Regions from separate parts of the Homo sapiens genome. Here all the other regions are linked to region 3. The links are chromatin contacts, found by Hi-C or POLR2A ChIA-PET in ENCODE. All regions are on one chromosome and are shown on one strand. The core of a region is the stretch at or near the end of the contact, and the rest is flanking DNA. Distances in the headings are between cores, read along the strand shown. Region 1 holds the start of PIGG (phosphatidylinositol glycan anchor biosynthesis class G (EMM blood group)). Region 2 holds the start of PCGF3 (polycomb group ring finger 3). Region 3 holds the start of DGKQ (diacylglycerol kinase theta).

Region 1 (4,264 bases), core at 1,489-3,988, 470 kb after region 3:
TCTCCCCTTCATTCTCTCTCACCTCCCTCTCCATTCCTTCCAGAGCAGTTGTCACTGTCTGAAACCATCTTCATTGATTCATATTTTACCGATTTTCTATCCCTCCAATTAGAAAGTAAGCTCCATGAGGACAATGCTGTCTTGTTCTTCACTGCCTCCCTCCTGTCTGGAACAGTGTGGCACACAGTAGATGCTCAATAAATATTGCTGAAGGAAGTCACATCACATTGAAATGCGGCAGAGAGAGTAAGAAATTCAAGGAAAAAGTCAGTGAGTGATATGGCACTGTGCTTCCTTCAGTCTCAGACTGCTTTCATCCAGTGAACATCTGCCAAGCATCTGCAAATGGGGCTGCCCCCAAGCCTTAAATCAATAAGTAGCTCCTTCTCACCAAATAATGTTTCACATGATCAACAACACAGCTAAGGCTCCGTCAGAGACTTTATGCCACGCTCACATGCGATACACTCACACACTTCAACCCCTCTGCTCCTTTCTGTCCCCACCTTTATTCATCCTTCCAGTCTCAGTTTAAATGCAATTTCCTCAGCCAGGCTTTCTCACCCACTAATCATCACATCCTGTTCTTTCTCATCATGCATTAACCACACTTTACAACTGCATGTTTTCATATGCTCCTTTGTTGAGTGGCTGTATATCTAAAGACTAAAAGCTACATGAAGGCAGAGATACTATTTTTTCCCCAATTGCATACCCATTGAAGTATCACCACATAGTCGTTGCTCAAAAGTTTTGAGCCAATCAATAAAGGCTTACTTTTTTCTTTACCCACGGTTCTTGGGAAATGCACTATGTACTTCAAAGCTGCTGTCAGTAGGCTGGACACCTGAAGGATATGGTGGAAACAGTGGTAATTGTTGAGGCCGGAACATACTGATTTGATCATTATGTATACTGGTGGATAATTTTGGAGAAGTCACATTTAACTTATCTGAGTTTGCTTTCCTATCTATAAAGTCTAGAGACTGAACTAGATTAACTCTAAAGGCTCCTTCTAAGATTGTAAATGACCCAGTGACGATTAAAGAAGAAAGCAGGTCACCAAGAATGGCATATCTTGGGGTAGGTTAGCCTGGATGATCTTGCTCTAAATCTTTTATATTTGCCATGAAGCATGAGCTTTGGCTACTTGACATGGGGCACAAATGATGGGTCTCAGTTCCATCCCGTGTGAGGCTCCTTCAACATTCTATTGCCCCAGCCAACTGACAGCACAAAATTTCCACTTTCTTAAAATTGCAACTCCAAGCGAAAGACTACAGAGACCCCCTCTAAATCTTCAAAACAGCCAAACCATGATTCATAAAACATTAAGGCAAACTTACCTTGATTCGAGGCATAGTAACTGTAGGTGGCTTTGCTTCAGCCACAAAACTGTGAGATGCTCCTTTTTCCACAAGGTAAGTTGTGTAGGGCATAAATTTCACACCCTTTGACCCAAACACAAAATCATCTCTCAAGGCATCTATCAGAACAATAACAACTTTACTGAAGAGAGGTGGTGGCAGCGTGGTCCAGTTAGAACTGGCTCCTAAGTGTTTGAAAGAAAAAAAAGGAAATTGAACTCTAAACTTTCCTTAGCATCAAGCACCTTCACAATCTAGCTTCTACCTACTTCTCCAGCACATACCCTGCGATATCTACATAACCCAACCCAAAAGGAGGCGACTTGTACTTGGTAGGTAGTGCTGGGGGGAAAGGACGGGGGTTAACAGGAGTAATCTTAGGGACCCACAGTAGCAAGCAGTGAATTATCCTCAGTATGGTGAAGAGTACTGGGGTAGGAGAATCCCTACGTAAGGGTCCTGGAATGGGACATTTAGGGAGCTTGACCTAAAACGCAGAGCTGCAGCTACGGGATGGCTGGGCGTTTACATACTGCGTTTACATGGTCAGCGGCTGGCGATGTGTGCAAGTGGTCCAGAACCAGGGCGCCTTTACTTGCTGTATATGGCTGGGTAGGTGAAGCCTAGGAAGAGGCCTAACGCAGAGAGGCCTTAGCCCCTAGGCAGGGAAAACATCTTGGAGGAATATAAGAGACCAAAACGCGAGGGGATCGGCAGGGGTCTTATCTGTTGTGTGCTAGGGGGCAAAAAGGGCGCCTATAACGGGGAGTGACCCAAAGGCTGCTCAGGAAAGGGGCGGGAGCTCTGGACGAGTAGAAGTGGAGAGGCTGGATCCCAGGTATGGACACAGCTTACTTTGTGGTGATCAGGAAGGAAGGTCGAAGTGGGGCCAGTAGAGGTGGTTGCCACAAAGTTGTAAGAATACAGAAAAGAGACGCTGGAGCGGTTAAAAAAAATTTCTGAGGTGGGGACCATAATGGAAGAGACCACCGGGGAGCGCCGAGAAGAAATCCGAGCAGCGAGGCTCAGAAAAAAGGTCTTCTAGGGGATGTGGGGTCAGGGGAGCGGAGACGCCGGGGAGGGGTCCGTACCAGCCGAGGGTTCGGGCGCTGGGGGCTCCGCTCCGTGTTCCGCTCTGGCAGAGGAACGAACGGGAGCCGGGAAGAATCCCCGAAGGAAGACCGCGATCCCTAGCACCTCGATCGCTACGCAACAGGTAGCGAAAGTCCCGGAGCCCAGCCGCATCGTGGACACGCTAGGCTGGATGCGGAACCGACCCCACCTGGAGCCTCGCCCTGCTGCAGCCGCGCTTCCGGCTCCAGGTAGCCGCCTCTAAGCAATAACGCCAGGCCTTATCGTCGCAGCGACAGTGGCGTCACGTCCGCCGGCGCGCCACAGCAGCGCGTCACTTCCGCCAGCCCGCCACAGCGGGGCGTCACCTCGGACATACGAACAGCGGGCGGTGTTCCCGGCTCCGTGGGGCCGTCTTCCCGGCGAGTCCGCGACGGTCGCCGCCCACGGCGAGGTACGAGGTTTTAAAAAGTTTTTAATTTGGAAGGCAGGGTGCAGTGGCTCACGCCTTTAATCCCAGTACTTTGGGAGGCCGAGGCGGGCGGATCACGAGGTCAGGAGATCGAGACTATCCTGGCCAACATGGTGAAACCCCGTCTCAACTAAAAATACAAAAAATTAGCGGGGCGTGATGGCGGGTGCCTGTCGTCCCAGCTACTCGGGAGGCCGAGGCAGGAGAATCGCTTGAACCTGGGAGGCGGAGGTTGCAGTGAGCCGAGATCGCGCCACTGCACTTCTGCCTGGCAACAGAGCGAGACTGCGTCTCAAAAAAAAAAAAAAAAAGAAAATTCAACCCAATACCTCAGACAACTGGTAAATATCTTAATGATTAACTTCGTTTTAAAGATGCCACATGAGTGAGATCATGAGGTATTTGTCTTTCTGTGTCTTATTTTGCTTACATGATATCCTCAGGTTTATCCGTGTTGTGGCAAATGATAGGGTTTCATTCTTTTATTAGAGCTGAATAGTACTCCATTGTGTATATATACCACATTTTCTTTTTTCTGAAAGGAAAATCTTGGGGCCCCAAAATTACTAAACTAAGGGAAAAGACAAGCTCGGAACTGCTCAGGACAAACCTGCCTCCCATTCTATTCAAAGTCATTCCTCTGCTCACTGAGATAAATGCATATTGATAGCCTCCTTTGGAGAGGCTTATCAGAAACCCAGAAACTGCAACCATTTGTCTGTCACCTACCTGTGACCTGGAAGCCCCCTCCCTGTTCCAAGTTGCCCCCGCCTTTCTGGACAGAACCAATGTCCTTCTTTTTTTTTTTTTTTTTTTTTTTTTCTTTTTCTTTTCAGATGAAATCTCACTCTGTCGCCCAGGCTGGAATGCAGTGGCGTGATCTCAGATCACTGCAACCTCTGCCTCCCGGGTTCAAGCAATTCTCCTGCCTCAGCCTCCTGAGTAGCTGGGATTACAGGTGCGTGCCACCACGCACGGCTAATTTTTGTATTTTTAGTTGAGACGGGGTTTCACCATGTTGGTCAGGCTGTTCTTGAACTCCTGACCTCGTGATCCGCCCGCCTCGGCCTCCCAGAGTGCTGGGATTTACAGGCATGAGCCACCGCGCCCGGCCTGTTTTTTTTTTGTTGGTTTGTTTTTGAGACGGAGTCTCGCTCTGTCGCCCAGCCTGGAGTGCAGTGGCACCATCTCCGCTCACTGCAAGCTCCGCCTCCCGGGTTCACGCCATTTTCCTACCGCAGCCTCCCGTGTAGCTGGGACTACAGGCGCCCGCCGCCACGCCCGTCAAATTTTTTTTTTTTTTTTGTATTTTTTAGTAGTGACGGGTTTCACCATGTTAGCCAGGATGGTCTCA
Region 2 (4,298 bases), core at 1,125-3,624, 270 kb after region 3:
CGTTTGAGGTCCTGGTCATCTAGAAGCCTGTCCATGTCATGAGCCCTTCTCACTGTCCAGTCTCAGGGTGCCGGGCCCTGGGAGAAAACAGGGCTGTCTCAGGGTCCCGGCCCCCAGGTGAAAACAGGGCTGTCCCAGGGTCCCGGCCCCCAGGTGAAAACAGGGCTGTCCCAGGGTCCCGGCCCCCAGGGGAAAACAGGGCTGTCCCAGGGTCCCGACCCCCAGGGGAAAACAGGGCTGTCCCAGGGTCCCGGCCCCCAGGGGAAAACAGGGCTGTCCCAGGGTCCCGACCCCCAGGGGAAAACAGGGCTGTCTCAGGGTCCCGACCCCCAGGTGAAAACAGGGCTGTCCCAGGGTCCCGACCCCCAGGGGAAAACAGGGCTGTCCCAGGGTCCCGGCCCCCAGGGGAAAACAGAGCTGTCCCAGGGTCCCGGCCCCCAGGTGAAAACAGAGCTGTCTCAGGGTCCCGGCCCCCAGGTGAAAACAGAGCTGTCTCAGGGTCCCGGCCCCCAGGGGAAAACAGAGCTGTCCCAGGGTCCCGACCCCCAGGGGAAAACAGGGCTGTCCCAGGGTCCCGACCCCCAGGGGAAAACAGAGCTGTCCCAGAGTCCCGACCCCCAGGGGAAAACAGAGCTGTCCCAGGGTCCCGACCCCCAGGGGAAAACAGGGCTGTCCCAGGGTCCCGGCCCCCGGGTGAAAACAGGCTGTCCCAGGGTCCCGGCCCCCAGGGGAAAACAGGGCTGTCTCAGGGTCCCGGGGGAGACGGGGCAGTCTCAGGGTCCCAGCAGTGCTCACAGGACTCACAAGACTGCTCCAGGGTCAGGTCCTCCTGAATTATGGTCATGGGGTCCTGGCCCTCGTCTGTGACCCACTTTAAGGCAGGACCTTCCTGGGGGATCTATTCTGGGGTCCTGGCATTCTTTGGATTCTGCCTGGTCCCTACGTCTGGCCCTCCTCCGTGATTCTTCCCAGGGTCCTAGCCCCCCCGGGCCCTGCCAGGTGGCCAGGTCCGACCCTCCTTGGTGACCCATCTTGGGGTCCCAGCCCTTCTCGGTGACCTGTCCCAGGGTCAGACCCTCCTGGATGATGTGTCATTGTGTCCTAGCACTCTGGGGGTCCTGTGCAATCCCAGAGCCCAACTCTCTTCAGGTCCTGCCTGGTCTGAAGACCCAGCCCTCCCGGGGTCCTGCCTGGGCTGGGGTCGCGACCTTCCCAGGGTCCTGCCTGGGCTGGGGTCCCTACCCTCCCGCGGTCCTGCCTGGGCTGGGGTCTTTGCCCTCACCTGGGTCCTGCCTGGTCTGGGGTCTTCGCCCTCCCTGGGTCCTGCCTGGGCTGGGGTCGCGACCTTCCCAGGGTCCTGCCTGGTCTGGGGTCCCTGCCCTCCCGCGGTCCTGCCTGGGCTGGGGTCTTCGCCCTCACCTGGGTCCTGCCTGGTCTGGGGTCTTCGCCCTCCCTGGGTCCTGCCTGGGCTGGGGTCGCGACCTTCCCAGGGTCCTGCCTGGTCTGGGGTCCCTGCCCTCCCGCGGTCCTGCCTGGGCTGGGGTCTTCGCCCTCCCTGGGTCCTGCCTGGTCTGGGGTCTTGGCCCTCCCGGGGTCCTGCCTGGTCTGGGGTCCCTGCCCTCCCGCGGTCCTGCCTGGGCTGGGGTCTTCGCCCTCCCTGGGTCCTGCCTGGTCTGGGGTCTTGGCCCTCCCGGGGTCCTGCCTGGTCTGGGGTCTTGGCCCTCCCTGTTCTGGGGTCTTTGCCCTCCCTGGGTCCTGCCTGGGCTGGGGTCTTCGACCTCCCGGAGTCCTGCCTGGGCTGGGGTCTTGCCCTCCCTGCGTCCTGCCTGGACTGGGGTCTTGCCCTCCCTGCGTCCTGCCTGGGCTGCTGTCCCAGCCCTCCCTGGGTCCTGCCTGGGCTGGGGTCTTCGACCTCCCGGAGTCCTGCCTGGGCTGGGGTCTTGCCCTCCCTGCGTCCTGCCTAGGCTGGAGTCCCAGCCCTCCCGGGGTCCTGCCTGGGCTGGGCTCTTGGCCCTCCCGGAGTCCTGCCTGGGCTGGGGTCTTCGACCTCCCGGAGTCCTGACTGGGCTGGGGTGCCGGCCCTCCCGGGCCTGCCAAGGGCTTCCCGGGCCAGGCCGACGGGGACGACGGAGCGCGGGCCCGGGGTTCGGAGCCTTCCGGGCCGGACACGGGCCGAGGCCGCAGCCTGAGGAGCGGGCGCCGAGGGCCCAGGCCAGGCGGGGCGGACTCACTGACCTGCGGTCTCGGGGCTGCGGGCGAGCAAGGCGCACGCGGGGTCCGCGCCGGAGGGGGGAGGGGGCGCCGCTCCCTCTGGGTCCCCCCCAAGAGGAGGAGAAAAAAGCCCGTCCGGAGTTTAAAACAAAGAGGCGGAAATGCCCGAGCCGAGCCGAGCGCCGCGTCGGGGGCGCCGCGCTCGGAGCATGCGCGGTGTGCGTCTGGGCTCCCACCCCGCGGCAAGGGGCGTGGGCGGGGCCAGGCGGTAAGGGGTGGGGATAGGGGCGGGGAGGGGCGTGTTCAGAGGGCGCAGGCGCGTCGGGCCTGGACTCGGCGGAGGGAGCCGCGGGGCGCGAGGGCCAGGGGCGAGGCATAGGGCGGGGCCATGAGGGGCGTGGTCAGGAGAGCGACAGGGCCGCGCTGTGCTGAGGGACCCGACGGGTCCTGGACGATCGTGAGCTGGGGCGCTGGAGCAGCAGAGTCCTCAGGCCCGGGTCCCTCCGGGGGTGCCGTCCAGTACGGGTGCTGCTGTCCTTTGTGGGAGCCGGGACTGAGCGCCCTCCCGGCAGGGTTAAGGGTCGGTGTTAGGGTCAGGGGTCGGGTTAGGGGTCAGAGTCAGGGTTAGGGTTGGGTTTAGGTTTAGGGTCAGGGTTAGGGGTTAGAGTCAGGGTTAGGACTGGGTTTAGGGCTAGGGTCAGCATTAGGGGTTAGGGTTAGGGTTGGGTTTATGGTTAGGGTCAGGATTAGGGGTGGGGTCAGGGTCAGGGGTTAGGGTCTGGTCTAGGGTTAGGGTTGGGTTTAGGGTTAGGGTCAGGGTTAGGGTTAGGGTTGGGTTTTAGGGTTAGGGTCAGGGTTAGGGTTAGAGTCAGGGTTAGGACTGGATTTAGGGTTAGGGTCAGCATTAGGGGTTAGGGTTAGGGTTGGTTTTACGGTTAGGGTCAGGATTAGGGGTAGGGTCAGAGTTAGGGGTTAGGTTTAGGGTTAGGGTTGGGTTTAGGGTTAGGGTCAGGATTAGGGGTGGGGTCAGGGTCAGGGGTTCGGGTCTGGTCATGTTTAGGCTTGTATTTAGGTTATGTTCAGCATCAGGACGGACAGGGCACCCACGTGCGGACTCTCCGACCTGGGTGCCCTCCGCCAGGGTGGAGCAGTACGGGCGGCATTTGCGCCTTCGTGGGACTGGCACTGTCCTGAGAGGGCGGGATCCGAGGACCGAGGGCGCGTGCGGGGGTGAGGCGGACGTGCAGGCACGCGGGGTCCTAGGGTCTCCCGGTTTGCGGGTTCTGGGCTGGCGGCCCAGGACGGGAGGGCAGGTTGGGTCTTGGGTGGGAAGCGAGACCACTGTGGTTCCGGGCGGCGGGGCACCGCGCAGTGTGGAGGCTTGGTGGCGAGAGGGGAGGCCCCGTAGGCCCAGGGGCACTCGCTGCGAGGCTGTGCGGTGCAGGCATGGAGCAGGAGTCGGGAGTCATTAGCTCGTCCCGTCTGGAGAGGTGGTGGCTGAGGGAGTGACCCTGCGACTGTCCCCGTGAAGTCTAGAGTTGGACCCCGGGAGCAGCCACCAGGCAGGGGGCCCCGGGCCCAGGTATGGTGCAGCACGTGGGGAAGCGGCTTGAGTCCGCTGCTGAGAGGGGCCTGAGAAGGGCTGGGGGCCTGCTGAGATCTCCAGCACTGGGTGGACACGTTATCCGGGTGGGAGGAGGACAGACAGCAGACATGTGAATGTGTACAGCATTCCCAGGCATGCTGCTGTGAAGGGGAGGGACTAAATGTGGCCACTGCTGCCCCCGGGGGAGGGGAGGCAGGGAGGGCTCCGTGGAGCCATGGGGTGGCCCAGTGCAGGGGAGGGGCCCACTGGAGAGGGCTGCCTGGGATTGGGGTACTGGGGTGCTGGCCCTCCACAAGAGCCCTGACTGCAGTTTTCAGTTGGTGGAGGCAGGCCCCAGATGTGGAGGGGAGGACTGGAGGATCATCCCAGAAGGAGGGCAGGGGCAAGGTATTGGTGCTGGGGTGCAAGGGGCAGGGGGTGGCCAGCAGGCCAGGAACAGTCCTGGGCTGAGTGTGGTGGCCTCAGGAAGAGGCAGAGTGGT
Region 3 (4,787 bases), core at 93-2,592:
CAGGGAATGCAGGGGTGGTGACTCCGGGCCTCCCAGCATAGGTGGGCATCAGGAAAGGATTTCTGCGGAGCACCCTGCCACAGGGCCTCTGCTCCGGCTTTCCGCCTGGACGCCTTCCTGCTGCCCCCAGGCAGCCCTCATTCTTCAGGGTGCTGTCTGTCCCAGAGCGCAGCTCCTGGAGGGTGAAGGTTCCCTGAAGCTTTGGCTGCATTCCCTTTACCCTGGGGTCCACCCAGGGTCCTACCCCAGCAGCTCAACCAGCAGCTTCTGGACAAACAGAATCCTCCCTGGTTGAGGACTGCGTCTCCCCCCTCACCATCTCAGGGGCCTGCTCCTCCCTCCTCAGACTGGGTCCCCGGCTCACCCTCCATTCCTGGAATCCCCTGTGGTCTGGGTGCCCTCACCAGCACAGCCCCTAGGACAGGTCTCCCGGCTCCTTCCCTCCAGAGTCCACAGCCCCCAGCCCCTTTCAGGCGTCTCCCCACAGGCCCTTCCCTGCTCTTCCTGCCCCCTGAGACCGCCTGCTGCGATGGCCCTGGAGCCCTGCCCTCTGCAGGTCCCCGCTCGGTGGCCCGGGGTGGGGTCCCCCGCTTCGCAGACTCCTATCCACAGTTAGGCCCACGGGGGCAAGGACCCAGACTGCTGCCAGCGGCGGGGAGGGGTGACCCGCGTGGACGCGGCTCTCAAAGGACACCAGCGCCACCTGAACAAGACCCGTGGCGCGCACGAGGCAGGAGAGCTGGGCGCTCGGCGTGAGGCCCGGGTGGGGGTCGCGAGCGGACAGCCCCGGGCCGCAGGCGGGTCCCCCGTTGCAGTGAGGACAGCGGTCGGGCGCCGGGGGTCCTGGGCCTCGGGCAGGGCCAAGTCTGCGCGTGCGAAGACCCCACGGACGGAGCCGCCCAAGCACCGCAAACCCCGCTTTCCGGGACCCACTGTGGGAGGCCCGCAGCGCTGCCCCTCGCCGGGGGCGTCCTGCGCGGCCGGGGGCCTCGGACAGCATCCGCGTCTCGCGTGGGAGGCGCCTGTCTGCGCAGCCGCGGGCCGGGACCCCGCAGGTACAACGCCGCGCGTGCGGCGTCCGGAGAAGTCTGGCCCGGCTGCGGTCAAACCGAGCCCACGTGGACCAGTTCCCCACGGCTGGTTCGCGAGCGGCCTCCGCGCACAGGCCCCGCCCCTTAGCAGGCCCCGCCCCGCCCGATCACAGGGCCCGCCCCCAGCCCCGCTCATCGACGGGGCACGGCTGCGACCCTTAGCAGGCCCCGCCCCGCCAGCCCCCAGATCCGCCCACCAGCAGCGCCCCGCCCCGCCCCGCGGCCCGCGCCTGCGCAGTGGGGCAGGCGCAGTCGGAAGCAGTGTACCGGGCCGTGGAGCGGCGGCTCCTGTACCCCCGGCGCGGACCTAAAGGGGCTCGGGCCGCTCGGGCCGGGAATGGCGGCGGCGGCCGAGCCCGGGGCCCGCGCCTGGCTGGGCGGCGGCTCCCCGCGCCCCGGCAGCCCGGCCTGCAGCCCCGTGCTGGGCTCAGGAGGCCGCGCGCGCCCGGGGCCGGGGCCGGGGCCGGGACCCGAGCGGGCGGGCGTCAGAGCCCCGGGCCCCGCTGCCGCGCCGGGACACAGCTTCCGGAAGGTGACGCTCACCAAGCCCACCTTCTGCCACCTCTGCTCCGACTTCATCTGGGGGCTGGCCGGCTTCCTGTGCGACGGTGAGCGCCCGGGCCCGATGCCTACCCGGCTGCAGCCCTGCCTCTGCCCCGTGGGCGGGAGCCTGAGCGGAGGTGGCACCGGCGCTTTCGGGGGAGTGGAGGGCGGGGTCCCAGCCCTGCTCGCGGGACGTGCCTTCGTGGGGCGGCCGGGGCCTGTGCGCCGTGGGGCCGCTCCAGGCTGCGGGCTTCCTCACCTGGGAGGTGCGGACAGCATCTCCATAGTGCCGCGCGATGGCTGCGACCCAGGGGCTGTGCCTGATGCGAGCGGGACCTCAGCTGGGGTCCCCATGGCCGGCTTCCTCTCCCAGTGGCTGGGGCAGCAGGTGTGGCTAAGCAGGGCTGGCCTGGGCCCCTGGCCCTAGCCCTTCTCATGCTGTGGCCCAGAGTCCCAGCCTCCTGGAGAGCCAGGCCGGGCCCTGCCGTCCCGGTGCGCGTGTCCCAGCCCTGCTCCACCCAGCTGCCCAGCTCTTGCTGGGGTGAGGACAGCCCTTCCCTGTTCTGGGCCCGGGTGCTCCCAGGGCTGGCTCTCATCTTCCCCCGCGGCAAGCAGGCGGGCCCCGGGGACTACAGCCCAGCCTCTGGAGGGAGCGAGGGACAGGGGGACCACAGCCCAGCCTCTGGAGGGAGCGAGGGACAGGGGGACCACAGCCCAGCCTCTGGAGGGAGCGAGGGACAGGACCGGAGTTCTGGACGTTTGACACTTACTGTGTCCTGGCCAGGGACGCTGAGGTGGGAGGGGCTATCCTTAGCCTCAGGCCTTTCTCTGGGGATAGGGGTCCACTCAGGTCAGGGTCCGCAGAGGAGACTGTCCCCTCACACGGGGATGTCGTCTGTGGTGGAAACGGCATGGTTGTTCTGACCCCCAGGGCTGCACAAGGTGGCCTGGCCCGCCAGCTTCTTTGTCACGTCAGAGCATGGCACAGCCATGCCTGCTGCCTGGGGATGCCAGGGGCTTCCCCAGAGGTGGGGAGTGTGCATGTGTGGCTGAGGCAGCTCCCGACTTGAGGCCAGACTCCGGGTCCCCTCCCCCTTCGGAGGGGGCAAAAGGGCCCTCCTGGGCAGCACCCGTGGAAGAGGGGCCAGCAGCGGTATGGGAAGGAGGGCACCCTCCCCGCCAGGAGACCCAAGCGTGGGGCGTGGGGTGAGCAGGCCCTGTCTCCATGGCAGAGGAGGGACCTGGGTGCTGCCTGTCCCCCCTTCTCTCGGTGGACCCTGGCCTGCTTCCAGAGCTTTTCTCTTAAGCTGCCAGGAGAAGCTTCTCCCGGTCCCATCTGGAGACTGGGGTGGCTAGGGCTGCAGCAGGTGAAGGGCGGCACCAGCGGGGCCTTCTGGAAGAGCTCCCTGTCCCAGCTGGACTGCCTGGGGCTCCGTGGCACAACCTTCACCCGGGGCTGTCTTGGCAGTTGTGTCACTGGGTGCCCTGCCCACTCCCAGCCCCCGCAGCCTTTGCCCCAGCCCAGGGTTCCTGCCCTCCCTTCTGCCCCGGCCCCACCCTCCTGTCTGTTTTACTGCTGGGGTGTGGCGCTTGCTCCTCTTATGCCCTCCTGAGCACCCCGCCGGCTCAGGTGCTCCCTGGGTCCTATGCACACAGCCAGAGCTCCTTGGGAGGCTTGGGGCTGTCCACTCCCCAGCGGCTCCTGCCTCCCAGAGCCCTCACCTGCCTTGGGTGGCTCTCGGTCTCAGGCACGGTGCACAGCACGTAGCAGGGACAATTAGGGGTATGCGTAGTTTCGGGGGAGTGAGACACAGATGTCCTTGGTAAAGCCAATCTGCCGAAGGCCGAGAAGCCCCTGCCACCTGGCGAACCTGGTGAGCCCAGGGCTGCCCCTTGAGAGGCCCAACTGCAGAGGCAGGAGGAGTGCTGGGCCTACGTGCGAAGGGGAGGGACTGCTCTCTGGATGAGAGGATACACTCATTGTCCTCCAGGATGGTCAGGACCACCCAGGTTCTTGCTCCTGGGCTCCTGGGCTGCAGGCTCTCTCCAATGAGTGGGCAGGGTGGTGGGGGAACTCGAGGACCACAGGGCCCCTGGTGCAGCATGGTGGGTATGGCAGTCATTGCCCTGGGGCCTCTAACTTCCTGGGTAGGACAGCCATTGGGTAGGACAGGGGCCAACTCACACAGTGCTCATTCCCACAGTCTGCAATTTCATGTCTCATGAGAAGTGCCTGAAGCACGTGAGGATCCCGTGCACGAGTGTGGCACCCAGCCTGGTCCGGGTGAGTGTGGGGCTGGGTGTTGCACCTGCAAGAGGCTGGGGGATGTGTCAGCTCTCGTAGGGTCGAGGCACTGAAAACCTTCATGTCAGACGTTAGTGATACCTGCAGTTGAAAGGCAAAGGGCAGATACTGCTCGGGATTAAAAGGCTGAGCACCCTGCATGGATCTGCAGGGAATGATGGTGATAAAAGCCAGTCCCCGAGGTCGCAAATAGCAAGATCCTGTCCATAGAATGTGCTCAAAATGACGAAACTAAAGGGAGCACAGATGTAGAGAGGTTTCCAGGCGGAGAAGTGGGCGTGGCTGTGACATGCAGCGTGAGGGCTCCTGGGGGGGATGGAGATTTCGGCATCTGGCGTGACCTCAGTTTGCAAGATCACACACTTAGGGGAGCTGACAAAGGCTTCAGGGGGTCTGTTCAGTTTCCTCACAGCTATGTGTGAACCCACAAGCATCTCAAGGAAGCTTGAATAAAAAGCAAAGGCAGGAAGCCTGGGTGCCTGAGGGTGTCTTGGCCACCACCCTCCCTCTAAGGGCTCTGGGTGGGGCAGGGAGGTGACTGGCCCAGGTCACTGCAGGGCACAGGGGACTTCCCTTCTCTGGTGACAGTGGTGACAGCAGGGACATGTAGGAAGGGCCAGGCTTATTCCTCCCTCAGCTGTCAGCGTCGCCGTCTTCAGACTGAGGCCCCCCAAGTCCGCATTCCCTGATGCGTTCAGGCTGCAGGTGGGGCGCAGGCCGCGAGGCAGGCCCGGGTGTGCAGCAGGACGGGAAGCCAGGCCAGCAGGCACACCTGCCACTGGCGGGCATCCGGCTGCGCCGTCCCCTCTAATGTCTGACGCCCTGTTCCTAATGATGCAGTTCCCCGG

Evidence for each region. Hi-C counts contacts between places; a loop is a spot of excess contacts on that map. ChIA-PET counts read pairs that join two places held with the same protein, here RNA polymerase II (POLR2A). Pooled maps may share reads with other maps.
Region 1: a loop to region 3 is called in a map of CD8-positive, alpha-beta T cell, with 21 times the contacts of the local background. The contact joins the promoter of PIGG here to the promoter of DGKQ in region 3. A Hi-C loop is called at or near these places in 1 of 168 maps with a recorded cell type or tissue (CD8-positive, alpha-beta T cell), 1 of 37 single-sample maps with no recorded cell type and 9 of 50 pooled maps. POLR2A ChIA-PET finds 5 or more read pairs at or near these places in 1 of 52 experiments (activated B cell).
Region 2: a map of CD8-positive, alpha-beta T cell shows a loop between it and region 3 (17-fold over the local background). The contact joins the promoter of PCGF3 here to the promoter of DGKQ in region 3. A Hi-C loop is called at or near these places in 6 of 168 maps with a recorded cell type or tissue (B cell, CD4-positive, alpha-beta T cell, CD8-positive, alpha-beta T cell and 1 more), 4 of 37 single-sample maps with no recorded cell type and 14 of 50 pooled maps. POLR2A ChIA-PET finds 5 or more read pairs at or near these places in 2 of 52 experiments (IMR-90 and activated B cell).

What each region holds. Positions count from the first base shown.
Region 1 is chr4:497,684-501,947 of GRCh38, reverse strand. It overlaps PIGG (phosphatidylinositol glycan anchor biosynthesis class G (EMM blood group)), which reads right to left and starts at 2,738. Exons shown (of 13, transcript NM_001127178.3): 1 at 2,459-2,738; 2 at 1,347-1,552. The coding sequence starts at 2,612. ZNF721 (zinc finger protein 721) reads left to right here and starts at 2,792. Exons shown (of 3, transcript NM_133474.4): 1 at 2,792-2,892. RefSeq lists enhancers at 1,777-2,640, 2,598-3,077, 2,641-3,506.
Region 2 is chr4:703,908-708,205 of GRCh38, reverse strand. PCGF3 (polycomb group ring finger 3) reads right to left here and starts at 2,374. Exons shown (of 11, transcript NM_006315.7): 1 at 2,236-2,374. RefSeq lists enhancers at 616-1,600, 1,601-2,586, 3,627-4,298 and a silencer at 1,952-2,651.
Region 3 is chr4:970,124-974,910 of GRCh38, reverse strand. It overlaps DGKQ (diacylglycerol kinase theta), which reads left to right and starts at 1,342. Exons shown (of 23, transcript NM_001347.4): 1 at 1,342-1,699; 2 at 3,839-3,918. The coding sequence starts at 1,429. RefSeq lists silencers at 1,074-1,413, 1,514-1,963 and enhancers at 2,198-2,838, 4,675-4,787.